2 separate regions of the Homo sapiens genome follow, and region 1 is linked to region 2. Evidence: read pairs that join two places in POLR2A ChIA-PET (ENCODE). Cell type or tissue: PC-3. All regions are shown on one strand. Links, peaks and the distances in the headings refer to the core of each region. The heading gives the core; the rest is flanking DNA.

Evidence for each region. Peaks named below come from ENCODE experiments on the same cell type or tissue, not always from the same donor. Only the 100,000 strongest peaks of a DNase experiment are listed, where the experiment ranks them.
Region 1: POLR2A ChIA-PET joins it to region 2 with 6 read pairs; 2 of 35 experiments call an interaction of 5 or more read pairs at or near these places.

Annotation. Positions count from the first base shown.
Region 1 is chr12:68,093,738-68,109,567 of GRCh38, forward strand. No RefSeq gene overlaps it. Among named protein-coding and RNA genes, the nearest start is that of IFNG, 58 kb to the right of the region's middle. In PC-3, for the core only: no CTCF peak of the experiment used is centred there; a DNase peak (open chromatin) is centred at 6,694; H3K27me3 peaks cover 677 bases.
Region 2 is chr12:68,166,391-68,182,220 of GRCh38, forward strand. No RefSeq gene overlaps it. Among named protein-coding and RNA genes, the nearest start is that of IFNG, 15 kb to the left of the region's middle. RefSeq lists an enhancer at 9,518-9,577. In PC-3, for the core only: no CTCF peak of the experiment used is centred there; no DNase peak of the experiment used is centred there; H3K27me3 peaks cover 1,723 bases.

The sequences.
Region 1 (15,830 bases), core at 3,767-8,766, 73 kb before region 2:
GTGTGGAGGGTCAGGAGAATGATCCATGGAGGATCCTGAGGAAGCCAGAAACGGGGCTGAGCACAGATAGGATGATAAGCCCTCAACAGAAGGGAAGAAACCTCAGTGCCACAAGGGTGAATTTAGCATCACTTCATAAATCAGAATGGTCACTAGGACTAGGGATATACAGCAGCTGAGGGAGAATTGCAGCCAGCGTTCTGTTAATACAATGGTGGTGTTCTATCCTGAGCCTGGACAATGACAATTTCTCCTATTTGTCTGGGAATCATGATACTAAAACTCACCTGACATGGAATTTTGGTTCTTAGATGGTACTTGAAAAACAGAGGAGTTTCATATTATTTCTGCAAAGATGTCAGAAAATGAGTCCAGATCAATGGCCTAACCCTCAACAACTGGGATCAGGGATTTCCCTTCTCCACCTTATTTTGACCATTTATCAGTGATATGATAAGCCTCAACCCTCACCAAAAATGTTTTTAATGAGGTTTTAAAAGTCTCACTGGGACTTTGATTTTCTTCTTATTTTACCTGGCCTCATATTATTTCAATGACAGCAACTCAGTGGTGATAGCTGGGGTAGTGGTTGGTAATTTTTCCCTCTTGCAACTGAAGGCCAAAGTGCTGTGGTGGGACCCAGCTGAGAAGTTTGCTTCCTGTCAGTGCACAGTTTGCTACAAGCAACTCTTTCTTTGGGCTGCCAGGGGCTGTGGTCTGAATTATGTGACACTAGCATTCAATTACGGTAAAATGTCTTTTTAATAACTGACATTTCCAGTAAACTTGTTGTGGGTTCGATGTGCTTTGAGGCTAATTAGAAAAGTTTCAGAGGATGCTAACAAATATTTTACTGACAAATAGTTTATACTCCTCCTCTGATTTATTCTGAGCTAAAATATCAAGGGTTCTCCTTAGAGCTGCTGAAGATATCACCAGAGTATGTAAAAATTTAGTGTTCGTAACCTGGGAGTTGAAGTTAGCAATATTTCCGTCAGCGAGAAATGATGTTAGCTGCTGAGTTCAGGTCCAAAGAGACATCTGTAAAGTCTTCTTAGGTTTCCCCTGGTCTGGTAACAAATATGCATCTCTCATGTTTATCCTCATTTTAACCAAACCACAGTGGTTCCAAGCAACACTCTGCGGTCCAGTCATCAGTGGAGCTCAGAGGCAAACAGAATTCTGAGCATTCTCCATTTGGTGTAATCAATGTGATCTTTTTTTTTGAGAACTAATGTTAAGTTTTTCCACAAACTTATTAGGTTCTTGCTCTAGGCACTCATCTATTTACCAAAATAATTAGGAATATGCATCTTATAAACTGACTTTTCTTGGCTAGAAGTCTGAACCATTTCTATTAAATATTTTGGAGATGGGAAAAGTAATTTCTTCTCCTTCTTCTAGTTTTGGTGGAATCAGTCAAGGAACAAAGATTAAGTCAGAACCACCCACAGGAACCCACGAGCCTCTGTTTCAAAAAGTCAAGTGTCAAGCTGTAAAGATTTGTTGGGGAAATTCAACAAAAGCTCATACATTTTTTTCTATTCTTCAGAGAAGTAGAGCTGATAACATGAAATGAAAAGTCCAATTGATGCATAAACTTTGTGGTTAAATCTGCGGAGTTTTAATATTGTGGTCTGATCTGTTGGGAATAGCATATTATATCATAAATCACTGTACAGCTCATCGTCAAACTCACTGTTTCATTTAATGCTCAAACATCCCTTTAAGGTAAGGTAGGCATGTATTGCTAACCCCTTGCCCAGATAGGAAAAAAATTTTGGAGAGTTTAGTGACTAGACCAAGGCCAAACAACTAGTAACTGTTAGAAGTAGCTTGTCCAATCTCATCTGAGTATACCAAAGATGAGAAATGCAGCCTTAGAGCATTTAATACATAAAATTTGCAAAAACTTGAAATGTGTTTTTGGTGAAGTATCTTTTGTATGCAAAAACAATCACCTACATCTAATCTCTTAAAAGTACAGGCTATACCGGCCTATGCTCCACGTAGCTATACAGCTAGACTTAGTCTACTCTAACAGAGCTTCAGCCCTTACACTACATTGAAATGGTCCTCAAAAAAGTCTGTGACAATCTTCTTGTAGTATAATCCAATGAAAACTTTTCTGATCTTACCTTACTTGAACTCTTAGTGCCATCTGTCATTCTTCATTTATGAAATTCTGTTCTTCCTTGGCACCATTGTCTTTGAGTTTTCTCAGGACAGGCAACCTGGGGCAATTGAAATGTTACTGAATTTAGGATACTACATGCATTTGGGTTACAATTCCAGCTCTGCTACTTACTAGTCTGGGATCTTGAGGCATTAATCTTGACAACTTTCAATAAAAATAATTAATATTACCAACATTATAGGGCAGTTTGGGGATTAGGGATAATGCAAGAAAAGCATCTCATGCTCAGCCCATTCAAAGACATTCAATGGATGGACACTCCTTCTCTGCCTGTTTCATTGGACTCTTCTTTTTTAATAAACACCTAGTTATCAATAACAACAGGGTCCTGATATATGTTGAACCTCTCCCTTTTCACTCTGTACCAGAGCTGTCCAATAGGACTTTCTTTGATGATGTTCTATAATCTGTGCTGTCCCATATGGTAGCTGCAAGCCATATGCAGTCTTTGAGCTCTTGAAATGTGGCTTGTGCAGCTGAGGAGCTGAATTTTTAATTTTATTTCAGTTTAATTAACTCATGGTTAAATTGGAATAGCCACATGCAACTAGTGGCTGCTGTATTGGAGAGCACAGCTAAGCTACTACTTGAGCACAGCTACTTTCTCTTGTAGCTTTATCCCAAACCATGGCTTCAGCTGCCACTCATACCCAAAGGGTTCCCAGCTTTATATTCCAGCCTTGATTTCCACTGCCAATTAGCTAGTACTGGGTATCCCACAGGTGATTGTAATTCATCCTGTTCAGACCTGAACTCAGCATGTTTTCTTTAAACTTGCCCATCCTTCTAGGTCCTTATCCCAATGAATAGAACTATAGTCCACTTACATGTCCATGAACCTGGAGTTACCTTAGATAGTCCCTTTCTCTACCCAACCTCCGTGTATAATCAACCTACAATCTTTTGTACCTGTTACATACTCTTTTCTCTCAACCTGTGCTATCATAGGCTTCACACAAGCTCTCATTACCTCTCACCTGAGATAATATGATGGAGATCTAATTTGTTGACCTGCTTCTAGTCACTCCTCTCACCCTAGCCTCAACCATCTTCCATTTGGCTGCCAGAGAGTTTGCTCACTGGTTTGTTTTTGTTTCACACCTGCTCAGAATCTTTCAGTGGTTCTCAAACATCTAAGGAGATTCACAATGGCCTGCCTTCTGCCTAGCTCTCCAGGCTAATGTACCATGACACAGCCTGTGCTCTAGTTATCGAGATCTTTTTGCCATTCCTGGAGCACATCAAATTCTCTTACATCTTTATTCTTTCACACAGGCTCTTTCACCTTACTACCTACACACACCAAGGCATGTACACAAACCACAGAGAATGCCTATGCACAAATAACTAAAAGTAGGCTGTAAAACTTCCTCGCTATGAGAAAACACACAAAAGAAAATAGAGAAAACACCAACAGAGCAAAATATTTCAAAAGAAAACATATACAGCAGTCCCCCCTTATCCATGGCTTTATTTTCCAAGGTTTCACCTACTGGGTCAACCTAGGTCCAAAAATATTAAATGGAAAATTCCAGAAATAAGTAATTCCTAAGTTTTCAATTGAACACCATTCTGAGTAGTGTGATGAAATCTTATACCATCCTGCTTCATCCTGCTCTATCTTGCCTGGAACATGAATCATCCCTTTGTCCAGCATAGTCATGTTTGATACGCTACCCACCCTCTACAATGTGATTGTATAGGAGAAACGATAGTACAGTATATATAGAGTTCAGTATTATAAGCAGTTTCAGACATCCATTGGGGATCCTGGAATGTATCCCCTGTGGAAAAGGGGTGACTACTGTAATAAAACAATTTAAGATGATATAAGAGAAACCAAACATGTATGTCAGATAAATAAAAGTCAGACACATTCACTTCTTTAAAGGACTCTAATTGGATTTTAAGAAGTCTAAACTCAAAAAAGTGATATAATATGTAAGAAAAGTTACTCAAAAAATTGGAAGTATCATTTCCATCCTTTTAGGATGGGAAAATACAGTAAGCAAATGAAAATAAAAGTAAAGCAGGGGTCAGGATATTAAGGATATTAATGTTAGGCATGGTTGAATTCGAGGAATAGAACTTTATGGTAATAATAAGTAAATGCAACCCACAATGAAATTCTGAGCCTAATGCATCTACATCAAATAGCATCACATCTACATTCTTAAAGCAAAAATTATTAAAATATAAGGAAAAATAGAGAGACAGTAGCCATAAATAAGTTTAATTTATCTCTCTGTCTTTGATAACTCAAATAAACCAAAAATAAGAAAAGACATAGAGGACTTAACATAATTAAGAAGGTAGATCCTCACATGGAAAAATATATACCTCCCTTTCAAGCTCCTTTCATCTACAAAGTTTGGCCATGTCTTATTAGGCTACATATTAGTTGCCTAGGGCTGTCATAACAAAGAATCACAAGCTATGTGGCTTCAACCAATAGAAATTTATTCTCTCAGTGTCAGCAGGGCCGTGCTCTCTCTGAAGGCTCTAGAGGAGGACCCTTCCTTGCCTCTTCCTGGCTTCCGGTGATTGCCAGGAATCCTGGGCCTTCCTCGGTTTGTGGATACATCACTAGAATCTCTGTCTCTATTGTCACATAGTGTTTGCTGTGTGTATCTCTGTGTCCAAGTTTCCCTTTTCTTAAAAGAACACCAGTTATTGGATTAGACTAGTTATTAAATCCAATCCAGTATGGCAGTATGATATTGTGTTCCAAAAATAAAATTCTAACCCCACGCACAGACTGAATGGACCCTCGTCTCAACCAAGGGGATCCAAAGAAACCTGAAAATCTAGTTTGGATCATGATGGGATGGTGGAGTGGGGCAGGGGATGTTGAACATGACTCATTATACTCTCCTCTTTTTGGAATTCAGGCACAAAATTGACCAGCATTAACATTATAACAGAGATCCTAAGACTGACAGAACAGACTCTTTATAGCCATAAGATACCAAATTCTAACCTGTCTCTAGTACAGCATTACATGACAGCAAAGTCCTGAAAGAAAAAACATATTTTGAAATAGCACTGCAAACCTGTCTCTTGTGGAGGAAGTTTTACACTCTATAGAGATTCTCCTTCCTTTACTAGGTCTCTCCAGAGAGCCTGACACCTTTGATAAGAGATGTTCACATCTATTCTCTCTGAAGCCTGCTACCCAGAGGCTTCATCTACATAACAAGAACCTAGGCTTCTCTAGCCCTCCCAACTTGCCTTAACTCAGGCTAGTTTCAACTCTTCAGGCACAGCTTCACCCTTTCAACCAATTGCTAATCAGAAAATCTTTGAATCCACCTACGACCAGTAAGCCCTGCCACTTCAAGTTGTCCTGCCTTTCCTTATTAAACCAATGTATATTTCATACATATTGATTGATGTCTTATGTTCCCTAAAACACATAAAACCAAGATGTAACCCAACCACCTTCGGCCAATGTTCCTAGGACCTCCTAATAGGTCATAATCCTTAACCTTGGCAAAATAAACTTCAAAATTGATTGAGACCTGTCTCAGTTACTTTTTGACTTATGACATCATCTTTACTTGATTATATATGCAAAGACCTTATTTCCAAATAAGGTCATATTCACAGGTACCAAGGGATTAGAACTGTAACATATTTTACAATTCAATCCACAGCAGGCCACATAGGAAACCTCAGTTTCAAAACATAGGAATAGTATAGATCATATTCTTTGATCATAATGCATTAAAATTAGAAATTAATAACAAAAATAGGAAAATAAATCTTTGCCACATGAAAATTTTAGAATATCTCTTAACTCATGAGAAATCCAACATGGAAATTAAATCCAACACTGCAAAATCCCTAAAAACTAATGATAAATAAAATTTTAATATAACCACAAGTCAGAAGAAAATTCATAGTTTAAAACAAAAATTACTAAACAGGAAAAAAAAGAAAAATAAGAATTTAGAAAGGAACTTCAAATTACTCTTAAAGAAAGTAGAAGAAAGCAAATTCTATAAATAAAATCCAATCAATGAATCAGAAACAGAAAAGTAATGGAGCTAATACATACATTAAAAGCTGGCTCTTTGAAAAATGAACACACATTAAAATGTATAATCCATGCGTTAGTTACCTAGGCAAGTATAGTGAAAGAAAAAAAATGAGAAATAACCACAGTCACGAAACAGATTTATAAGATAATAATTTAGTCCACTTTGTGCATATAAATTCAATGACAAAGAAGTTTCCCCAAAAAACTAAAAAGTTCCCAGATTGATTCTAGAATTAATTTCTAGGTTTAGGTAATTATAAAAGTTCATCTCCACAGGGTACAGAGGATGAGTAAATGTTATGTGGGACCCAGGACATTTTTGCACTTTTTCATGCACTGTTCTATGCATTGCTCCATGCATGTTAGGCTTTCTAGAATTCCTGGCCAGTACTCACCAAATACTCATCACCACCCCATTACTGTGGTGACCACGCAACTTTCTAAAACACCCTAGAGACAGACAAACCAGTTAGACGGCTGTTGTCATAAATCAGAGGCAGGAGAGGGTAGGGCAGGAGTGAGATGAAGAGGAAACACAGGATTTTTGACACACTATAGTGATTAGAGATTGGTTTAGGAACCAGTTGGAGGGTAACACGGAGAAGGGTGGTGAGAAAATTAGGCTGAGTCTGATTTAGGACACATGAAAATTTTAGAATATCTCTTATACAAAATATCTCATATACAAAAACATGAGCGTTATTCAGTTGAATATGATTTTACTTTCTTACATCCAAACACATTTATTGTGTTAGGTACAAGCATTTGACTACTTCATTATGTCTAATATAGTTATTTTTAGCATTTGTAAGCTAAAATGAATATTATATTACAGGTAGATCATTATGTTAGATTTTGCAAAGTATGTGCATAGCAGGACTATACTTACCTATGAATTTCATTTCAGGAAAATAAGCGAGTTGCAAAATATAGTCCTTTTGATTGTCCCCAAACCCCTCCCCAGCCATCCTCCTGAAGGGCCTGTTGCCGACCCCAAGACACTGCTTCCAGCAGACTCAAGTCTTTGCAGAACCCATGATTATGACAGTTGTCTCTACTCTCAGTTACCAAATGCCCTGATATTTATAGGCTCTCTCTACAGACACAACTGCAACTGTCCTTCTAAGAGTGGCTACAATAAATCCTAAAGTCCTGCAGCCTCAGGGAGGGCAGGAAAATGGTGGGGGCTGGCTCAAATTCCTAAACACACACACACACACACACACACACACACACACACACACACACACACACACACACGCCCTCTAAGACAATACTTAGAACACATTTAGGTAGCTTACAGCACGCGAAGCAGGGAAGTAGTAAGATTTTGTCTCTAATAAGCATTATGCAGCACTAAATGGAAGAAAAAACCAAATAGCGAAATCACTCTCCCTCTCCGAAAGAAAACTACTAGCAAATAAAAATACTATTGTCTGCCAGAGTCCACACGGCGCCACGTGGAAAGTTCCCCAAATTACATTTCATGGATGAAGTTTGATTTAGAAAAGCACCCCCGGCATAGTGTTCTCAAGAGCTTTCAACACAGAGCCATGCTTCAGACACGCAAAGCTTCTGCTCTCTCCTATGCTATTAACATTACATCATAGCCTTCAATTCCCTAAAAGATAGAATCTTTTCTCCCCCCACTGGCTTAAGAAAGGCTAGTCTACTAAAGAGGTTTTGTCCACCTGCTGCGGGAAAAATTGGTGAGTCACTAATAAGAAAATTTACTCACCGTTAGAGGAATTAGGAAAAGGAGGACTATTGGGTGTGAACTCAAAGAATGGGAGTCTCTACAGCCTTAAAAAGTCCAGTATCAGATAGAGTACATTACATTATCACATTCATTCCTTCATCCATCCACTCTGTCATCTATCCATTCACCCATTAATCAAGTATGAACTGTGTGCCAGTCAAACAAAAGCAGAACAAAACAACACCTTCCCCCCAACACACACACAAAACACACACAAGTGCCATAATACAGGGCAACAAGCGCCATGTTAAGAGATGAATGGATGTACCAGGTGGTAAGGGACCACTCATGACAATGCACAACCAGACTTGGAGGGAGAATTTTGGGACTTCCTGAAAAGAGCAGTATTTAGGCTGAGACGTAAGGTTCAGCGGGAGCTGGCCAGGTGTAGGCAAGATAGTGATGGAGCAGAGGATAAAGGGTCTCAGAGGTATATTTGAAAAGTCCTAGGGTCAAGCCAAGAAAAGAGAAAGTTGCAGCCTTGAGTAAGAATGGGGGCAACAAGAGAGAAGCCTGAAGAAACAGAGTGCCAGGATACAGGCAAGGGATTTAGACTCCCTCCTAAAGTCACAGAAATAAATGACGAATTTAAACAAAGGAGTGGTATGATCCACCTGTCCTGCTTTATTTTACAACATACAATATAAAGTATTTGCAGTATTTTTTTTCTTTCTGCTTCCCATAACTCTGGACATGTGCTTCATAAGGACAAGGTCCTCAACAGCTTTGTTCACTGCTTAATCCCTAAAGCAAGAAGCAAACAATGTCTGACACGAAGTAGACAATAAATATTTGTTGCATTAATCAAAGGAGGGATGCATGAGTGTATTCTTCCGTGTATTCTTAGCACCCAACTGAATCCCCTAGCACGTTTACTCAGAAACTTGGTCACAGGGATATTTCTGTGCTAAATTTTTCCCATTACCCAGTTTCAAGAGACAACTAGTTTGCATTCGAAGTACAAAATATCCTACATTTGGAAGCTCTGGCAGATCAAATGCTACTGGAAAAATTTAAGGGCTAATAAATTATGAATGAAATTAATAAAATACACTTTTTTAAAGGAATTTTAAAGTACCTGGTGAAAGCTAGATTTCTAAGGTGGTAACTTTGAGCTGTTTCAGTAGCACCGTGACAGAATAAACATCCCTTCCCTAAGAAAGCAGCTTACAGCTAGTATTTCCACAGAGTCAGTGCCTAAAGCCCAAGAGGCTCTCATGAATTTCATATGTGGTTTAACCTACAAAGATTTGCATGTTTCCTTTAACGTAAAACCAAGTCAATTGATGAGAAGCTGCTGTGTCCATCACATATCTTCTACCAATTTCCTAAGGCATGGCTTTTCTCCTTTCTAAAGAATTTTATTTTTGGTAACTCTGGGCAACTTTTCCTCATCCAGTTGTTCACAATGAATTGATGATTAAATTGTAAGAGTGCCACATTAGTTTGGGACTTTATTTTCTGGATTGAAAAAAGAGAGCATACAGGCATTTTTAGCAGAATGAGAGAAAACTATTCATTAACTCTTCCTCTTCTCACTCCCTTTACTTTTGTTTTCCTTATTCCTTCTTGCTTCTCTCTCACGCATATGCACTCTCTCCTGGGTGAGACATATAGATATGGATATAGATATAGATATAGAGATAGATGTATATATATACACACATACATACATATATAAAGACATTTTGATAAATTATATAGATAAATTTTTCATTTTATACATAATAAAAGTAAATTATATATAATATATATAATTTTTCAAAGTTACTTGATGTAATCAAGTTATTTCTAGAGGCTGGGCATGGTGGTTCATACCTGTAATCCCAGCACTTTGGGAGGCTGAGGCAGGCAGATTGCTTGAGCTCAGGAGTTCAAGACCAGCTTGGCCAACATGGTGAAACCCCGTCTCTACAAAAAATACAAAAATTGGCCAGGCATGGCGGTGTATGCCTGTAGTCCCAGTTACTCAGGAGGCTGAGGCAGGAGAATCTCTTGAACCTTGGAGGCGGAGGTTGCAGTGAGCCAAGATCATACAACTGCACTCCAACCCAAGCAACAGAGTGAGACTCCATCTCAAAAAAAAAAAAAAAAATCTAGAGATAAATTAAGCCATATTTAATGTCTGGACACCAGAGGATCTAGACTGGTGAAAACTCACATTGCATCTGAGGATAGCTAGCCTGCTGCAGTGATTGATAGAGATGTTTTAGTTAAGACCCTGAACTCCTTACCATGAGATCACAGATAGCCCTCAGGCTTGAGGATGCCCAAATTTAGAAATCACAGGATGAAGATCTCATACAATGAAATTTATAAAACATCCTATTAGACCTGCAGGTATAAATATGATATCAAACTTTCTCCCAGATGTGAATTTAAAACAAGACCTATTATCCGTGGCATCAAGCTAAAATAATATGTATGGACTACATTCTTTAAATAAATTATGCTATAGTTGAAGATCAGATATATCCAAAAGGCACACTGATACATATTAAAACTTTAAACAACTTTTTATTGGAAGAAGTCTTAAAAAGCTAAAGAAATGAGTCTAATAAGCACTTTGATTTTTGTTTTTTTGAGACAGGATCTCACTCTGTGGCCCAGGCTGGAGAGCAGTGGTTTAGTCACAGCTCACTGCAGCCTTAACTTCCCGGGCACAAGCAATCCTCTCACCTCAGTCTCCCTAGTAGTTGAGCCTACAGATGCACATCACCATACCTGGCTAATTTTTCTAATTTTTGTAGAGATGGGGTTTTGCCATGTTGCCCAGGCTGGTCTTGAACTCCTGGAGAGGAGTTAAGCAACCACCTGAGGTTGCCCAGCTAGGAAGTGGTGGAGCTGGGATCCAAATCTGTGCACATATACCCCAGACTGAGCTTGTGAGCTCAGATTGCAGCTCCTGAGTGAAGAGATGCTTTTACCACCTACATCATAGAAAACATGGATGCTGTCAAGCTCAACTTCCTTCATCTTTGCCATATCCCCTTTTAATGTACCTATCTATATTCTCACTCATTACATATATGCCTCCTTCTCCACTTCTGTCTATAGAGCTAACCCTTAAACGTGCGATCTTCACTTATCTCCTCTACCACCTGATACTACTCATCTCCTCTCTCCATCAATCTCTTGTTCCCTTGTCTTAATTTTCTACCTCCCCAATGGCTTTCCCTTAAATTATAAAATGTGAAATCCACTGCCATCACTAGGGGAAACCTGCTTCTCTCTGTATTGACTATCCAATTTTTTCCCTCTGTTTACAATCACATTTCTTGAATAATAACTTCACTCTCACCCTCAATACTTCCATCAGCTCCAGGCTTCATGGGCTCTCTAAAATTGTTCTTAATAAGATCCAACATTACCTTCTATCTGTTCGCTTAGTCCAATAGATCGTCAGGCCTGATCTTACTTGGCTCCGTAAGATATCTGACATCACAGCCAACACCTTCCTTCTTGAAAGCCTCTCGTCTCTTCACTTCAATGACATCTCTATTTCCTCCCTTCTCTGTCCTGTTACCCAGCCATTCTTATCAAATGTTGGAGTCTCCAAGATTCTATTCTTGAACTTCTTTTCCTACTCAATGTGTTCTCCCCAGATGATCTCTTTCTTATGGCAGTTTCAGGCCTGAATTTCCAATGACAATTGTTATCAACAACATGATATTTTATCAGCCACTCAAACTGTGTGGCTCAAACTGAACTAATTGTCCCCTGACCACAAATTCTCATGCATTCCTTGCAGGTTAATTATATCACAACAAACTAACTGAAATCAAAAATTGGGAGTCAACCTCGATTCTTTCCTCTCCTTTATTTCCTACCGGTCGTGAAATCTTTGCTAATTTAAACTCCTGGATATCTTTGGAATTCATATCCTCCTTTCCCTCCTCATTGTCATATCTTTCTTCAAAGTTGTGCCTGTATTATTGCAACATTTTAAAATTTATTTTCCTGAACTTCTGCCATACTTCTTAAATCAACTCTATATGTGATCCTCAGAGTGATACTTCTAAGACACAAATTTGATCAACCATGGTAGGCTAAATAATGGCTCCCCCAAAGATATTTACATCCTACCCTGTGAATATGCTACCTTACATGGAAAAAGGGGCTTTAAAAATATGATTGAGTTGAGAATCTTGAGATGGAAAGTTATCCAGTATTATCTGAGTGGGCCCAATGTCCTCACAAGGGTCCTTATAAAGTGAGAAATAAGAGGATCAAAGTAAGTAGTAGGTGATGTGACAGCAGAAGCAAGAGGTTGGAGTGATTTAAGGAAGTGGGAGATCAGGAAGTGTTAAGCACAAAGTTAACTTATACCTTTAAAAAAAAAGGAAAATTAAAGACAACAAGCAGATATATACATTATATAAATAAACACAAGAACTTGTTAAACTTGTGAAACACAGGACTACCCAAGACAAATGTTTCCCTTTCCATTTCTACTCTAGGCTATATGAGGAATCTATTTTTCTCTTTTTCTTAGAACTCTTACTCTGCAGGATCAAAATGTCAAGCAGTGACCACATAAGTGGGAAGTAGATCAAGACGTGCTTATAATTACATTCTTGTGGTTGGTATAAAATTCTGTACCACAGCCATTCCTTAGAAGCCAGCTCATGGGATCAAACAGACAAGCAAGCTCACTTCTCAAGCCCACGATGTTACGTATTAGTCCATATTGGTGAGTTCCTTTGTGCCCAAACTTAGCTGCCGCACACTACAGTGATAGGAAACTGCCAACAGTTTTTTGTCAAACCCACTACAGTGGATCCCACAATGGGCTGAGACCTCGTCTAGAGTCATCAGGTTTTCCAGGATGTGCAGATGGCCTGGAAACTTGGCCAAGAGGTAGGGATCAGCACTCTTTAGTAAGCTGTATATCCACCAAATGCTGTGACACAAGGAATGGGCCTCAAAATGTTTCAGGCCAGCACAGCTTTGTCTTTGCAAGTCATTTTTCAGTGGCAGTTAAATATTGTGGCAAAGCCAAGGTACAGACTCACGTGCATTAAAATATGCTTATGAGTAATAATACCATAAGTATTTCCATGTGCATTAGGTGTCAAGAACTTCACACACATCATTTCATTCCCTTATCATGGCACTCAGTCTGGTGGGTATTACTGTATCTGTTTCACAATAGGAAACCCAGTATCTGAGATGTTCAGTGCCTTTCCCAGTTACCCAGTTGGTAAGTGGGAAAGTCAGGACATGAATTTTCAGTGATTTTATTAAAAAGGCAGGATGATACAGTGATTTAAAGGCCTAATTCTAGACCCAGGTTGCTTAGATTCAAGTCCCAGCTCTGCCATACTCTGTTAGTATAACTTTGGCCAAGTCACTATGCCTCAGTTTCCTCATCTGTAAAATGGGGATCATAATAGTATCTACCTTATGGTACTATTATTTTATTTATTGTTATTGTGAGGATGAAATTTGTTACTATAAATAAAATGCACTGCCTGACATATGCACTATATAAGCATTGCAATTATTATAATTGATTCCAAACTCATTGATGTCTTTATTTCAGTCTTCCTCTCCACCGAGTGTGTGTGTGTGTGTGTGTGTGTGTGTGTGTGTGTGTGTGTGTTGAAACTTAACATCTGGAATGGAGGTGGAAGGCAAGACTGAGAGATTGGAGATGGCGTCAGAGAGCTCCTAGCAGGTATGTCAAGGCTCTGATCCAATCTCTGGGCTAGCAGAAGCCTCCAGCAGCTCTCTGGGGCAGGAGCATAAGGAAACTCTAAGATCTGTACTTCTGCTTTAGCACTAAACCAGTACAATGTAGTCTCCCAACCAGGAAATGGATGGAGACTCCAACTCAGATGCTGTAGATCTTTGCTAAGGCCATTCAATCCATTCACAATAGAGTCAAAATGAGATCTCTGGAAGTTCTGAAAACTCTTATTGTGATTCAGGTCACAGAATTAATTTTCTGATCCTATAAGCTCAATATCTATGTCCTATCTTGAACCCTTTATCCACTTTTATGTACATAAATCTTTGTCTTTATCAGTGACTATTTTAGAGTGTACCCCTAAAAATAGCATTAAGTACAAGGATTTAACATTTTAAGGCTCATCATCCATACTGCAAACAGCTTTCCAGAAAAGCTGTGTCAATTCGCACTGGCTCTGCCACACCTACCCACCACTAAGTATCATGATTGAAAAACGGAAATCTTTGCAGTACAGGGACAGATAATGTCAGATTGAATTACCTTGTGTTTCTTTTATTACTACAGAGGTCAATTTTCTCATATCTGGAAGCCATTTGTATTACTTATTTTTAAGGTATTTATACTTTCAGTACATTTTTTCTGTTGGGGGATCCTGCTTTATTTAATGATTTCTACAAGATCTTTTTATAGTAATAAAATTATTCTTTGGTTATTTTGATGGCAAATGCTTTCCCAGTAAGTTGTTTGCCAATTAATTTATTTACTTTAAAGTATTTTCTAATAGAATCTTTTGAAGTTGTCTCATAAAAATTCAGAAAGTATTATTTTATACTTTCCTATATCAAACTGATGTATTTAAAAAACACATCACTCTTATTTATTATCTTTTGGCTAAAATTATACATTTCTTAAAAGGTACACAGAAATTTAAGTTTTGTCAGAATTCCAGCTCTTTGAGGAAGGAGGTCTGACTATTTACTCCCCACTGTGTCCCAAAACCAAACCTACAGCTGTTCCTAGCACACAGTAGGTATACTATTTAGTTCAGGTATACTATTTTACTAATAAGTTCAGTATTATTTTGGAATTTGTATGAAAGTAGCAAATCAGACTCCCAAATACTTTCCAGGAATAAAAGACAATTACTGCTGACATGCAAGCTCTCCAGTGAGATTGCCTGGTTTCCTGGTCAAGGTATATTTCATTGTTCTAATTTAAGAGCTTGTAAGCTGGGGGCTCTTGTTTTCTTTGTATTTCTAATTTTTTTACAGCATAGATAAATCAAAATTCCATGTGTTTCCCATGGTCTACCTGATAAACATACTTCAAAGATATGTCTGCCCTTGCTCTTGGTCTCCACTGTCACCACTCCAGTCTAAGCCAGCATCATGCTATCCTGACCTCCTACAGTGCCCTCCAACCTAGTCCTTTGATTCTTCTTTTGACCTCTTCCAATACCTTTCCATACACAGCTTGAAGCATGAGCATCTTAAATCATCAATCTGATGATGTCACTCCCCTTCTTAAAACCTTTTGTTGTTTCCCAGTATTTTAAGGATAAAATCCAAAATCCAAAGTCCCACATGTTCTGGATGCATCTACATTGTGAAAAGACCTTCTCCACCTTTCCTATTTACTTTCACTATGCTCAACCACACTGGCTGCATTTCAGATCCCCAAATAAGCCTCCTATTCTGCCCAGGACCACCCCACAGTCTGCTGCCTCTGTTCAGACAGCTCTGCACACCTCCTGCCTGGCCAGCTCCCTGTCATCTGGCCACTTCCTATGTGTCACCTTCCCCTATAATATGCTCCTTCCCCAGGCTACCTTAGGTGCCTATCTTAGTCTTTCCAGCACCCTATGGTCCACCATACTTTTAGAGCATTTTTCACAGTTTGTAATTGTATATTTAGTTGTATAATTCTTTGCTTTACCTTTCCCCTAAAGGACTGTAAGTTCATGGGGGCAGGAATGGGTCTGTTTTGCCCATCACATATCTCCAACACCTAGCAAAGGCCTGGTACATATTTTGCACTCAAAAAATGCAAGCTGAGAAAATGAGTGCATGAGAACAGCTCAAGGCCATCCTCTCCCAGGAAGCCTTCCTCACTTATGCCCAGGCCACTGGGTTACTTC
Region 2 (15,830 bases), core at 3,905-8,904:
TTAATGATTAAGTTCAAAGGCTCCGGAGTCAGGCTGTGTGTGTTCAATCATGACTTTGCTCCTTACTGTCTTGTCGATTATTAGTGCATTACTTAACTTCTCTGGGTATCACTTTCCTCGTCTGTAAAAAGGTGATATAAATAATAACTGTCTCAAAAGATTTCATGAGTATAAATTATGTCAACATGTGTAATAGTGCAATGCCTTGCATGTGGTAAGAGCTCATTAAATGCACAGTCATTATTACTAGTGGCTTCCAATATTCAGATTCAGTCTCCTCCTAGCAAATGGAATAAGATACTTCACGGCCTCTTTCAATTAAATGGTATCTTGTGACTTTTTTCTGGCCAATCTACTCTAAGTAATGACAGACATTACTTTGGATTAGAGTAGATTGGCCAAAAAAAGTCATGAGATACCATTCTGGGCCAAGGCCAAAGAAAGCCCCTGAGAATCCTTCCAGCTCTCTCTTCCCTTGCTGCAGTAATGATAAGGGTCACATGTTTTGAGGACACGAAACATGGCAGATAGAATACATGCTACCTCTACATTCTTTCAGAATCCGTAAGACAAAAATAACAACATAAAAGGCTATAAAGCCTCAACAACAAAAAAAGCCAAAAGCAAATGAGAAATGTCAATGAAGTTATGGAAGATGGAAAGAAGATGAGCAAGTGGTGAGTAACTTCAACTTTAGATTTCTCCACTGCGGCAAGTACCAAGTAGAGGAAATTTAGTTCACACTGCAGATTAGTAGAAAACTCAGGAATTGTGTTATTAATCACTTCTGAAGAAGGAAGTTCAGGGTGGGATTGAAAATAAGACAATTGGTTGAAAAATGTATATAAGATGTAGTTAGATCCCTCGTATCCCACTTAGCCACACCACTGCCCCCGTATACCTGTTTGAAGACTGGAAGTTTACCTTCCAGCAAGGTTCTGGATATCTTCTGGATATTTAGCATAGCTGAGAAGGAAGTAAGTACCTTCATAAGGTTTGGATTTATTTGAAAGTCATCATACTGAGCAGTGAGAACACGAGGCTTCCAGAATGCTTACTATCAGGCTTATATTCCTAGTGTCTAGGAAATTGCCAAGCCTAAAAGAAAAGATGTACTAATGTGGGGTTCCTGCCAGTGAAACTCACCAGTTTCAAGTATCACCCTACTAAGAGGCTTGTAAGTCAGGAAGTCCAATCAATATATTTAATGTACCCAATCCAACAATTTGGACTTTGTTATAAAACATAAACAACATTAATGAACAGAAAAATACTTGAAAAAATACTTTAGGATAAAATACAAAGTCTAAAAAACAAACAGAAAAAATAAATAAAAGAAATGAAGTTTAATGCCGAGAAAAATAACAAAGAGAAAAAAATTTAAAAAGTAATAGAAGATTCATGGAACAATAACATTTAGAGAAGAAGAAGCTCTTAGAACTTAAAAGCTGGTGGTAGAGCCAGGTGCAGTGGCTCATGCCTGTAATCCCAGCACTTTGGGAGGCCAAGGTGGGCAGATCACTCGAGGTCAGGAGTTCGAGACAAGCCTGGCCAACATAGTGAAACCCCGTCCCTACTAAAAATATAAAAATTAGCCAAGCATGGTGGCACACATCTGTAGTCTCAGCTATTTAGGAGGCTGAGGCTGGAGGATTACTGGAGCCCGAGAGGCAGAGGTTGCAGTGACCCAAGATCGCACCACTACACTCCAGCCTGGGTGACAGAGTGAGACTCAGTCTCAAAAAAAATGGTGGCAGAAGTTTAAAAGCAATAGAAGGGTTGAAATATAAAGTTGAAGAAATCTCTAAGAAAGAACAAAATGACCAAGAACTGGAAAAATATAAAGAAATTCACGAAAACTAAAGAATCTACTTAGAAATCCAACACTTAAGTAACAGGTGCTCCAGAAAGAGAAAATATGTAATTGAAGGAAGAAAATTTTCAGAAGATTATTTGTATAATTTTTCCATAGCTGAAGAATGTGAGTTTCCAAAATGAAAAACCCAACGAATGCCCAGCCCAATGAGTTTAAAAAATAAAAATAAAAAGACAGGCCTTGGAGTGCATTTTTAAATTTCGGAGAATCTTGTATGTGAGAAGATCCTCAAAGTTCAAGAGAGAAAACATAGGTTGTAAACATTATAAATACAAAGGATGCAGAAACAGAATGTCACCGGACTTCTCAATAGCTATTCTGGAAGCTAGAGGTTGATGGAGCAATGTTTTTAAATATTGGAATAAAATAGTGTCCAAACTAGAATTTCACGCTATGTCAAACAATTAATAGTTAGGATGAGACAATTTTTTTTATTCATGGGAGATTTCATGACTTTATGTCCCATGTGCCCTTTCTCATGAAGCATCTTGAGAAAGTCAAGAAAGTGTTTAACCTAAATAAAGAAATTAAATTAAGGAAGAAGACCTGGGATCCAGGAAACAAAGGATTTAACACAGGAAAAAGCTAGACTATTTTCTAGCAGGTGGTGAGGGAAGTCCCAAGAGGATCATTGTGCAGCAGGCCTACAGAGCAACCAGCACTGGTTGGAACTAAAGGACTGGGAAGCCCAGGAGAAATGTCTCCAAGAAAAGAAATGGAATTAATATGAACATTACGAAGAAATTTCACCCCTGACAGAGACTGGGGTAGGGGAAGGTAAATTAATGATGAGTATGTGGAAAACTAAGAAAACCAACCAAACAAAGCCAATTATTAACTTCAGGAAAAGCAAATATTGTGCACGAAAAAAATGTAATATTGTACCACAAATGTCATGAACAAGAATTACCTAATCATAGTCATGTCCATTTTACCACCTAAAGTGTAATATAGCTATAATGGGAAGACAGAGGACAAAGGGGCTAAGTGTATATGTGTATAGGGTAGAGTAAGTCATAGTCATATTACCTGAAATGGGAAAAATTCAATGTAAGAAATAGGTAGTTTTACTGGGTAAGTAGAAGTTGAGCTAAGAAATGAAGCTAAAGGAATTGAAAGTGATAGCCTCAGAGAAGTATGTTTTAGAGATGGAACTGCATGAATCAGAGTTACTGGCTTTTTGTTATAAGCCTTGTGGTATTTGGAACATCTGGGAGTCCCCAAAGCCACCTTCATTTCTGACACCAGCTGAAAGTTTGGAACCAGCCCCAGGTTCAATAATTCACTAGAAGGACTCATAGAACTAAGAAAAACCATTATACTCATGATTATGGTTTATTACAGCAAAAGAATACAGATTAAAATCAGCAGAGGAAAGAGGTCCATAGGGCAGGGCTCAGGAGCACTCCATGCTTAGAGCTTCCAGTCATTCTCTACCAGTAGAGAAGTGGACAGTGCTAACTTTTCCCAGCCATGATGTGTGACAATATACACAGAGTACTGCAGACTAGGGGAGCTTACTTGAGTCTTGCTGTCCGGAGACTTTATTGAGCTTGGTCACATAGACAAGATTGACACCTGTATGATTGACTTTGGTCTCTAGCCCTTTCAGAGGTCAATTTGATACTTTGTGGCCCAAGGCTCCCACCATAGATCACATTGTTAGCATAGATTATGTCGCAGGGCTTAAGGCCTCTAGGAAACCAAAGACACTCTTATCAGGCAGGACATTCCAAGGGCATAGAGGTTACATCCCCAGTGTTGGAGACAAAGACCAAACCTCTCTTCGGATGAAGTTAATCCTGTACTGCATAATATTCCTTTATTTTTTCCCTTTTAAACTGTTTGTTCTGCTATAACTTTTTTATGATTACCTCATGCTCAATTGGCAAATAAGAAAATGATGTTGATAAAATGTGGAATTATTTTTGGTTTATACTAGATTTTTCCCAGCATGTTAATGTTTTAAGACAACCAAGGCTTAAATGGTGGCTCACGCCTGTAATCCCAGCAATTTGGGAGGCCGAAGCGGGTGGATCACCTGAGGTCAGGAGTTTGAGACCAGCCTGACCAACATGATGAAACCCCATCTCCACAAAAAATACAAAATTAGCCAGGCCTGGTGGTGCATGCCTGTAATCCCAGCCACTTGGGAGGCTGAGGCAGGAGAATCACTTGAACCCAGGAGGCGGAGGTTGCAGTGAGCCAAGGTCGCATCATTGTACTCCAGCCTGGGCAACAAGAGCAAAACTCCATCTCAAAAAAAAAAAAAAAAAAAAAAAAAAAAAAGGACAACCAAACATATGTCTTCTCACATTTAGGAAAAAGCCTTAGCAATATTTGAAGACCTTTTTAAAAAGTCAAAAGTTATAGAAGTGTTTTACTTTAATACCAGTAGTAATTGGTTTAGTGGATTCAAGAATTGCTAAATTTCCACTATCTGGGAAGCAGCAAGTGCAGATGAAGGAACTTTTCCTCCTGTATAAAATCAATGGATTAATGAAAATGGCTGTACCTCAGGTGGAATTTTTAATCGGAATCAAAATGTTCTCTACCAGAAACACATGTCCTCAGGCCCTACATCTCAAAAGAGGAAGCAGCAGTCCAAATTACCAGGCTGCAAAGAATGGATTCACTATGATGACTGGCGGAAATTCCCAAGAGATTTTTAAATGCCTGGTTTTGGTTAGGACTTTTGTTGCTTTTGTTAATGCTCTGAGTATAAAGTTTGAGAAGTATTGAATGGAATGTCCCAACTATAGTTGTCTCCATAGGCCTTGTTATTTTTAGTCTTAGGTTTTGCAGAACCTATATGTTATAATTTCCCAAATTAGGAAAGGCCATTATTAGTCAAGCAATATCTAAACTGAAGACCCTAACCTTAGTGTAAAGACTGCAAAAGTCAAAAAAAATTTTAATAAATCTGGATTTGGCTCCAGTAAAACGGAGCTTAGGAATAAGTGTGTGTGCAGCTAAAGATTTCTATCAGCAAAAATAATGGTGCCTCATAGTAATTAACAGCTGCCACAGTGCTTTATATGCACCATCTCATTTAATTATGACAACCATCCAAAGAAGACAAATTTATTTTTGTTTTATAGAGGAGAAAAATGAGTCTCAGAAAATAAGCAACTTATCCAAAGTCACTGGCCTAGTAAGTGATAAAGCTGGGTGTGGCTAAGTTCACTGTTGATGCTCTTAACCACTCAGCTGCAACCAGCCTAGCTACTGCTCTCTAATTTGCTCCTGAAAGCTTAACGTGCCTAATATTATATCATTAAAATTATTTGTGCACATATATGAAAAAACAAATCTGACTAATTTTAGCTGAAAGGTAACATTTAATGAAGGCATATGGAGGAGCTCATGGATGGAAGACATAGCTGAGGAACCATGTTCAATACAGACAATCTACCAGGCAATCCCAGAAGGTCTCTGCCGCAGAAACTACTCAGCCCTTCTGCAGAGCACCATGCAGGAACAAATTGGTAAATTCCAATGCTTTTGTTCTTATCTTTGTACCACTCTGCTCCAGAATCAAACCCTAGAAAGTGAGTCTAATGAACACGGATGAGTTGACTGCCTGCTGGCATTAATCCTACAGTGCTGAGTAAAAAAAAACTGGTAGAAGGACCCTCTAGGTATCCTTTGGATTTCATGATGAGGTACAGGCAACCCCATGTGCCAGATTTACCAATCCAACCTGACCAAACATATTGAAGGTAATGAGATTCAAAAAAGAAAAAAAAAAGAACAAAACAAAACAAAAAAACTAGATTGTCATTAAAATGAGGGCAGATTTTTTTTGGCAAAACAGAGAAAAAAATGACCTCAACAGGGACATTCAGAAGCACTCTTGAAATGACAAAACCCTCAGTGGAATTTATAGCATAACTTTCTTTTTAATATTCCATTTCTGGGTCAATCCTTGATCCTGTTAACACTTTAATAAGCAGCAACAAAGAGAGGCATCACTGCAGAGACTGTGCAGATACTAAATCAGCTTATGTACATTCTGTCTAGGAAGACTTTTGGAACAGAGGCTGGCTTGCTGTTCATCAAATTTATTTGTGAGTTCTAGCCCATGGAATGTGAGTGGAAGTGATGTGTGCCATCCTCCATGGGCCATCTTCCATGTTTCTTCTCTGTTGACCAACTTGATACGAACATGCACAGTGACCTCACAGTCCAAGTATTGAAGATGGTGAAGATGGTGGAGCCACAGGATGAAAGGATCCTGGTCCTGCTTAGAGAAGAGATAGCTCCTGTTCTGTTACATCTATTTTTGACTTTACATGAGCAAAAAGTAAACTTCTATTAGGTTTAAGCCATTTTACATTTTAATATAGCTACTGAAACCTCGCATCTTGACTACAGCTTTTATGTAAATAAGAAATATGGCCTGTAATCCCAGCTGTTTGGGAGGCTGAGGCAGGAGGATCACTTGAGGCCAGGAGTTAAAGGCTGCAGTGTACTATGGTCAGACCACTGCACTCCAGCTTGGATGACAGAGACCTTGTCTTTAAAAGAAAAAGAAAAATGTATATTTCATATTTTAAAATAAATTTTTGGCTGGGCACAGTGGCTCATGCCTGTAATCCCAGTGCCTCAGAAGGCCGAGGCAGGAAGATCTTTTGAAGCCTGGAATTCAAAACCAACCTAGGCAACATATTGAGACCTTGTATCAAAAAAATATTTTTTTTAATTAGCTGGTCATGGTGTGTTGTGCCTGTAGTCCCAACTACTCAAGAGACCAAGGTGGGAGGATCGCTTGAGCCCAAAAATTCAAGGCTGCACTGAGCTGTGATCACGTCATTGTGCTCCAGCCTGGGCAACAGCCTAAGCAACTCTGTCTCTAAAATATATACATGTATTACATATAAAGTAAATTCTTGGCTGGGCGCAGTGGCTCACGCCTGTAATCCCAGCACTTTGGGAGGCCAAGGCAGGCGAATCACGAGGTCAGGAGTCCGAGACCAGCCTGGCCAACATAGTGAAACCCCGTCTCTACTAAAAGTACAAAAAATTAGCTGGACATGGTGGCAGGCACCCGTAATCCCAACTACTCAGGAGAATGAGGCAAGAGATTCACTTGAACCCAGGAGGCAGAGGTTGCAGTGAGCCGAGATCACGGCACTGCACTCCAGCCCAGGCAATAATGTGAGACTCTGTCTCAAAAAAAAAAAAAAAAGTAAATTCTTAAATTTACTTTAATGGCTTTAGAGCAAACACCGTCACTGCCTACTCAGACTTACATTGCCCAAAAACCTATTCCTTTCATGTTTATAATACTTCCTTGTTGGGATTGCCTTCTTAAGACTTTTTAAATTTGAAAAACCTATAAAGCCACTGTTTATTTGCTATTTATCAAACTTTAATTTGGGTTTTTTGTTTTGTTTTGTTTTGTTTTTTGCATTCTGATGTTTTTTTTTTCTTTTTTGTTTTAATTTATTTGCTTGCATGATTATTTTAGCTATAATTTTAGCTATCATTTCCCTAATTCCAAAAGAATTTGTGGTAACTGGCATTTAAAGGTTTTTTCCTAATCTTTTAACTTAGAAAGGCAATGGGTATCATAAAGCTAAGTAAGAAAGCTAAAGTTCTTATCTCTTTTCTTCTTCAAAGAGGGTAGCTTCTTTTAGATTGCAGCACAGAATTTTTTTTTTTTTAACTTCAGGCAACTCTAAACATGTGTCAGTTTCTTTAATTAAGATTTGGCATCCCCAACCATCTCATCTGACAAGAACAAGCAAGGGGGAACATATTCCCTATTTAACAAATGGTGCTGGGAGAATAGGCTAGCCATATGCAGAAAATTGAAACTGGACCCTTCCTTAAACCTTATACAAAAATTAACTCAAGATGGATAAAAGACTTAAATGTGAAACCCAAAACTATAAAAACCCTAGAAGAAAATCCAGGCAATGCCATTCAGAAGATAGGCATGGACAAAGATTTTATGACAAAAACACCAAAAGCAATTGCAACATAAGCAAAAATTGACAAATGGGATCTAATTAAAATAAAGAGCTTCTGCACAGCAAAAGAAACTATCATCAGAGTGAACAGACATCCTATAGAATGAGAGAAAATTTTTGCAATCTAGCCATCTGATAAAGGTCTGATATCCAGAGTCTACAAAGAAGTTAAACAAATTTACATTAAAAAAAAACTCAACCCCATTAAAAAGTAGGCAAAGGATATGAACAGACACTTCTCAAAAGAAGACATGCATGCAGCCAACAAACATGAAAAAAGCTCAACATTACTGGTCATTAGAGAAACGTAAATCAAAATAATAATCAGATACCATCTCATACCGGTCAGAATGGTGATTATTAAAAAGTCAAGAAAAAATGATGCTGGTGAGGTTGCAGAGAAAAAGGAATGCTTTTAGATGGTTAGTGGGAATGTAAATTAGTTCAACCATTGTGGAAGACAGTGTAGCAATTCCTCAAAGATTTAGAAACAGAAATACCATTTGAACCAGCAATCCCATTATTGGGTGTATACCCAAAGGAATATAAATCGTTCTATTATAAAAACACATGCACACATATGTTCATTGTAGCACTATTCAAAATAACAAAGACATGGAATCAACCCACATGCCCATCAATGATAGACTGGATAAAGAAAATGTGGTATAAATATACACCATGGAATACTATGCAGCCATAAAAAGGAATGAGATCATGTCCTTTGCAAGAACATGGATGGAACTGTAAGCTGTTATCCTCAGCAAACTAACACAGGAGCAGAAAACCAAACACCACATGTTCTCACTCACAAGTGGAAGCTGAACGATGAGATCACATGGACACATGGGGGGAACAATACGCACTGAGGCCTGTTGGGGAAGTGGGGTGAGGAAGAGCATCAGGAAGAATAGCAAATGGATGCTGGGCTTAATATCTAGGTGATGGGTTGATCTGTGCAGCAAATCAGCATAGCACACATTTACCTATGTAACAAACCTGTACATCCTGTGCGTGTACCCCAGAACTTAAAATAAAAATTGATGGAATAAAAAAGATTAGGCATCCCAAAACTTAATGATATATAACTTGTCCTATTTGAAAATTAGAAACATCATTTGCTAATTAGAATCATAGATCATGACTTATATGCTGGTCATATTTATGGTTGCATTAGGAATCCTATCAACCACAAAAAAAGTATGCCCTGCACTCTGTCTTTTTTTTCCTAAAAAGAAAAATAAAGCCAATCACAAGAGGGAAAATCTAAATGACATTTCACAAAGTGTTCAATCTATGCTTCCATTAGGAAAGTGAAAGAACCCAAGAATGGGAAATATTTCTTGTCACCCCAGGTGAATTTGAAGAAGTATTTTTCTGGTTGGCTTTTTCAGCAAGACTAACAACATTCTGTTCTATTGGCCTGTGGTCAGGGGTTTCCCCCAAGGTGCCTTCCATCTCTCGGCAAAGAGCAGTAACTTGGTGGGTTGTTTTCTTCTTAGTCACCTGATAGGATTTCCCAGGACAGAGGTGTCAAGCCAATTCTGACCTAACTTCCCATGTCCTTCCTGTGGGTCACCCTGAGAAAAAAGGAAATCGCTCTTCTCCCCCACCTGGTGCTGATGTCATTCCTCTCTTCAGCCCAGCGTCTCAATGCACTCAGGGACGCTTCTGCCTCTGCAAAGAGCAAAGGCTTCAAGTGATGGCCTTGCATGGTAGCATTCTCTATCACAGAGTCAGGAAGCTCTTAGACTTCCTTTTATTTGAAGAACTGCAAGGAAACCACCTGCAGAGCTCCCAAGACCTCAAGAGTTTGTTTTGCACCTTCGCTCTTCTGAGGTAATCACACCTGCTGCCACAGCTTCAATAGCTGAAGCCAAGGAGTAAAAATTGCACCAACATCTATAAATCCATATGAAGCTGAGTGGTCTGAATAACCTTACCAGATGTTTTTCTCATAGAAGAAAAAAAGTCCAAGTTATCCTCATGTGCTTTTCTTCCTCACTAGGTTTTAAGGTCCTAGAGAGTATACACTGCCTCTTAGTCTTCTTCATCTATCTCAAAGTGCCTGGCTGAGTGCTTTACATGAAGTATCCAATAATTCTTGACCATCAGACCTGGGGGGTGGAACCAGCAGGGCCATTTAGCCAGGGCTGCAAGCCCAAACAGATCTCTATTCTTCAGCTGCAAGTTAGTGCCCAAGCCACATAGGGAATAGGATGATACCTCATTACACATGCTGATGTTAGCTTTAAACTATGCCTGCCCTCTGTTTTCCTAAAAGCTGTGTTACTGCCAATCTCAAAAGCTGCTGTTCATAGTCATTCACTGTTGGACATTAATGACAAATCACTTTCATGAACTGACATCCATTTAAAGGGATTTTTTAAAAATGTGTTTATCTCATAACTGCTCCTGTTTATATGAGGATCCTGTCTTCTTTGAGATTATAATGACAACAAATGTTATTCGTTTTCTGCACTATTCATATAAACAACATAACTGGGCATAATACTTTCATGATATCATGTCATTACTAATAAATCACCTTTTTAAAACATCTCTATGATAGTATCATGGTTAACAAACAGCACAGACAAAGGAGCAAGACTGAGTTTGAGTCCAGGCTCCATCTTTTACCAGCTGTGTAAACTGTGTGAATCTAGGCAAGCTCCTTAAAGTCTCTGGACTCTACTTCACAGGTTTTTTGTGGGATTCAAATGAGTTATATGTGCAGCTCTTGGAATAATACTTGGCATATAGCAAGCACAATGTGTGCTCATCATTTTTATTTCCATTTTATGGGTTTTTTTCCCTTGTAACCTGATTTAGAAGTTGTATTTGTACATTTCTTCATGTTTAACGTATTTGTTCAGGTTAAATTGAAATATTTTACATATAGAAACTGAGGTTGGGTTACCTCAGAAACAGAGCTTGAGACAAGGATTTTTTTTTTTTTTTTTTTTTTTTGGTGGTGATTCTAGGAAGCACCAGTAGAAAAGAGGCAAAGAGATTCAGGGAAGGGAAGGAAGTCAGTTCAGGGTGGTTCCCAAAGGGAGCTACTGTAGTCAACTGAGACTCAGCCCACTATAGACCTCTGGGTGATGGTGTAGCCCATACCCCAAAGTTATCCTGCCCAAGGGACGAAGAAGTTGGGGTATCTATCCTGCGACTATCTTTAGCACTGTCTGAGCACTGCTCCCAGGGCATTAAACCCCTAGCTCTTCCAGTCTTCCTCATGTGAAAATAGAAAGAAGCCCTTAGGCCAAGAATAGTGAACTGTTACAGTCACAGGCAGAGGGTAAGAAGAGAGAGGGAGGCTGCTGAGAGGATGTTGGCAAGGCAGGTAGTATCTGCTATGAGAAGTTATTAATTATTCCCTCATATTTTTTTTCAGTTTTTATTACATCCTTTATTTTTCGGCATTAGTGTCAGTATACCAACAAGTTGCATTTGCCAGGACTTTTGTGGTGACAAGTGACGAAAATTCCAGTCACACTATTTTGATCAAAGAAAGGATCTCAGAGACAGGTACTCAAGTGTTGACAGGATTTGTCTCTCTAGCTGTCACTTCTGCTTCTCTTTGTGAGACAATGTCAATCCTGCCTCCCACAGAGCAGCATTCACCAGCTGGAAGGTAAGTTAGCCATTAAGGCATTTAATTGAAACACTGCACTAATTCATCAAATACTTGCTGAGCTACATATTTATATCATCAGGGAAATGCAAATTAAAACAACAAGATACCCACACACCCATTATGAAATGGCAAAAATCTGGAACACTGACAACACCAAATGCTGGCTGAGACGTGGAGCATCAGGAACTCTGACTGAAGGTACAGCCACTTTGGAAGACAGTTTTGCAGTTTCTTATAAAACTAACCTTACTCTCACTATACCAGCCACCAATCACAACATTCCTTTGTATTTACCCAAAGGAGTTGAAGTCTTATGTCCACACAAAAATCTGCACACAGATGTTTATAGTAGTTTTATTCATAGTTACAAAAACTTGGAAGTAACCATGATATCCTTCAGCAGATGAATGGTTTCATAACTGTGGTGTATCCATACAGTGGAATGTTATTCAGCCTAAAAAGAAGTGAGCTGTCAAGCAATAAAAAGACATGGAGGAACCTTCAATACATATCACTAAGTGAGAGAAACCAGTCTGAAGAGACTACACACTGCATGATTCAACCATATGACAGTCTGAAAAAGAAAGATCAGTGATTGCCAGAGGTTGGCAAGAGGAATGAAAAGGTGAACACAGAGCATTCTTAGGACATGCAAACACTTTGTGTGGGACTCAGAATGAGAGATACACATTCTGCCTTTGTTCAAACCCATAGAAGTTTCAACACTGAGAGTGCAAACCATGGACTTTGGATGATGATGATGCCATTGTAGGTTCATCAGTGGTAACGAGCGTACCTCTCTCATGGGAGATGTTGATTATGGGGAGAGGCTGTATATGTGTAGGGGACAGAGGGCATACGGAAAATCTCTGTACCCTCCTTTTAATTTTGCTGTGAACCTAAAAGTGCTCAAAAAAAATAAAGCCTATTAAAAAATACTTGTTGATGTGCAAGACATTCTTCTAGGCACTGAAGAAACAGCAAGAACTAACAAAAAAGGGACAAAACTCCTGTCCCCATGGGCCTTACATTGTAGTGGAGAAGATTAACATAAACAAACATGTAATTGTGTAATACAATGTCAGGTTGTGATTATGATTTGAAAAAGGAAAGCAGGAGAATGGAATAGTGCTATTTTAGATAGGGGGGTTGGGGAAGACTTTTCTGAGGAAAGAACATTTGAGCAGAGACCTGACTGAAGGTGGTGAGGGAGTCATGGACACGACTGGGAACCATGTCCCAGGCAGAGAAGAGCCAAATGGAAAAAGTCAAGACAGACGCCCCTTCAGCGAGGGCTGAGTCATAGCAGGGGTCATGTGTCTGGACCTGAGGAGCAGGCAGTGGGGTTGGAAAGATAACCAGGGGCCAGATCATGCCCCCAGAAAGCATTTTGGGTTTTATTCTAGAGGAAATGGGGTACTCTCTACTGGGTTTTGAACAAGAGAGTGACATGATCTGAGATATATTTTAATGGGATCACTGTGGTCAGCAAATGGAAATTTGGCTCTAATGGGACAAGGGCAGAAACTGAGAGGCCAATTTAGGAGGCTTCTGTACTCATCCAGGAAAATCCAACTGTGGGGCTCCAACAGTTCAAATGAATTCCCACCCAAAGAGTCAGAAAAAATATGGCAACACGCCCCCTCACAAATCATGTGTACCATATAAGCCAGCTTCTATAGAGGAAGGAAAGGTACTGGATGGACAAATAACAGGGCCCATCACATAGTTGTAATTTACAAATTACCTCACAAAAAGTGGTTATTTAAAATTTAGACACACTCCATCAGGATCATATGTCATCATTCATGTACAAATGAAGCATGTCATTAGAGCTTTGAAATTTCTGTTTTTAAAGATAGGAATGTAACTTTGTCCTAAAATAAAAATAAAATGAAAATATTGCTTTGATGAAAGCTTTATTATCATTTAAATGCACCTGCTAAAATTTAATATAACCCAGTAAATAAAAATGTATAGCAATTCTCAGAGTCAAACAAACAAAAACTGAGCTTATTATTAGTCATACTGAAAAAGAAGCTCAAAATTAGAGTTTTTTCATTGATACCCAACTAACATGCCAAAACTCAAAGAGTTGAAAAGCACTCCTGAAGGTAAATATACCCTTCTATAACCGTTATCAAATAAGACATAATTGTCTATATATTTGTCCATCTTATCCTTCCAACTTCATTTCACACTCCAGTTTTATTTGTTTGTCGAACACTAATTGTCTTTTTTTTCTCATCAGCCCTAACATATTGTAAAGTTCCATTTGTAACTACTTTAATATCCACATTATCATGCATCTTTCAGTAAAGTAAAAAATTGTCCAAGTTTCTCCATTCTCAGAGTTTTGTTTTTTGGTTTTTTTTTTTTTTGTTTGTTTGTTTTTGAGACGGAGTCTCACTCTGTCGCCCAGGCTGGAGTGCAGTGGCGCGATCTCGGCTCACTGCAAGCTCCGCCTCCCGGGTTCATGCCATTTTCCTGCCTCAGCCTCCCGAGTAGCTGGGACTACAGGCGCCCGCCACCGCGCCCGGCTAATTTTTTGTATTTTTAGTGGAGACGGGGTTTCACCGTGTTAGCCGGGATGGTCTCGATCTCCTGACCTCGTGATCCGCCCACCTTGGCCTCCCAAAGTGCTGGGATTACAGGCGTGAGCCACCGCACCCGGCCCATTCTCACAGTTTTACTACTTCTGTATGCTGACAGCCTGTCCATCTCTACCTCTAGGACAGACCTCTCTCCAGAACCTCTGATCCACCCAGCCCACTGCGGTGTAGACGGCCTAGAGCAGGTGTTATCTTGCTTAAGACTCCTTTGTTTAGAAGAATTACAAATCAGCTTAAGCTATCTTAAGAAAAAAAATTATTTAAGAACCCAGGTTTTGCTCAGAGAATCCAGAGCAGGAAGTTCAGCCATGGTTCAAGACCTTTCCCTATCTCTCTCTGGTTGTGTGCTACATAGTTGATCATCTCCACTTTCTGTGCACATTTGCCTCATTCTTTCTCCTCCTGCATCTTCCTCTGCTTCTCCTCTCACAGCTCTGGAGTTTTTACTTGTCCTATGGTTTCAACTATCTGAATCATAAATTAGAATTTCCAGTAGGAGCTGATTGATTTATCTCAGCCTTAAAGAACCCACAAGCCATTTTAAGATCTTCCCTGTGATGTGTGAAACCAGAAACTACATTTCCCAGAATCTTCTTCCTTGTATATTTCCTGGTTAGAGTTAGGCAATTGCAAGAGATTTAGAAAGTGAGATCATTATTCTCTAGAGGCGGGAGCATGAACAGATGTGAGGTTCAAAACAGCTTCCTGGCAAGCTTTTGATAATTTTCCACCTCAGTGCTACAGACTGACAGGGTGCATAGGAGCCCTGCACACAGCTCAGTGCTGTAGACTGACACTGTTGGTGGTGGCTTGCCTGACCACAGCTCCCTACAATGGTTGAATCAAGCTCTTGAGCTCTAAATCCCTACATTAAAACCTCACGCAACCTTGCAAGTGGAATAAAATACCTAAAGCAGCTTCTGTTTTCCTGGTCAAACCTTGACTGTTACACCTGAAAAAGCCAACAAACAAGGCTGCCAGGTGTGAGGTGGCTCTCAAAGCAGCTGTCTTAGTCACCCTAAACATAATCTAGCCACCCTAAGCATCCTCCTCTTGTGTTTTCTCTCCATGGTGGTGACATCAACTCTATCCAGTACCCTGAGAGGAAACCTCTCCCACATCAGCTCAGTCTCCTCAGTTCTGCCAATTTTATCTCCTAATCTGTCTAATATTTTTAGCTTTCTGTCCGTCCTTGGAAACAGCCTTATTATCTTTCCTGAACCCTGATAGCTGCCTAACTAGCTCTTGATCTCTGCTTATAGCCCCCTGAGCATCATTTTTTCAGGGATTCTTTCCAAAAGGAAAATCTGATTAGGGAAGGCCTTCCCTCAAATAAGAGTCACTCATATCTGAAAGTTATTTAACTTGTTGCAGGAGACCATCCCTGTGCTTCTGCCTACCCACCCATCCTCATGTCAGCATTCTCTGACTCCCATTTTAAACTCCAGCATTGCCATCTGGATTTCAGCACCAAGCTCTTGCTGAACCCACTGTCAGCTGATGGACCTGATAACTTCTACTTTTTAAGACTCAGGTTGGACATCACTTGTTCCAGGAGGCTTTTTTTTTTTTTAAGATGGAGTCTTGCTCTGTCGCCCAGGCTGGAGTGCAGTGGTGTGCAATGGCACAATCTTGGCTCACTGCAATCTCTGCCTCTCGGGTTCAAGCAATTCTCCTGCCTTAGCCTCCTGAGTAGCTGGGATTACAGGCATGCACCATCACAT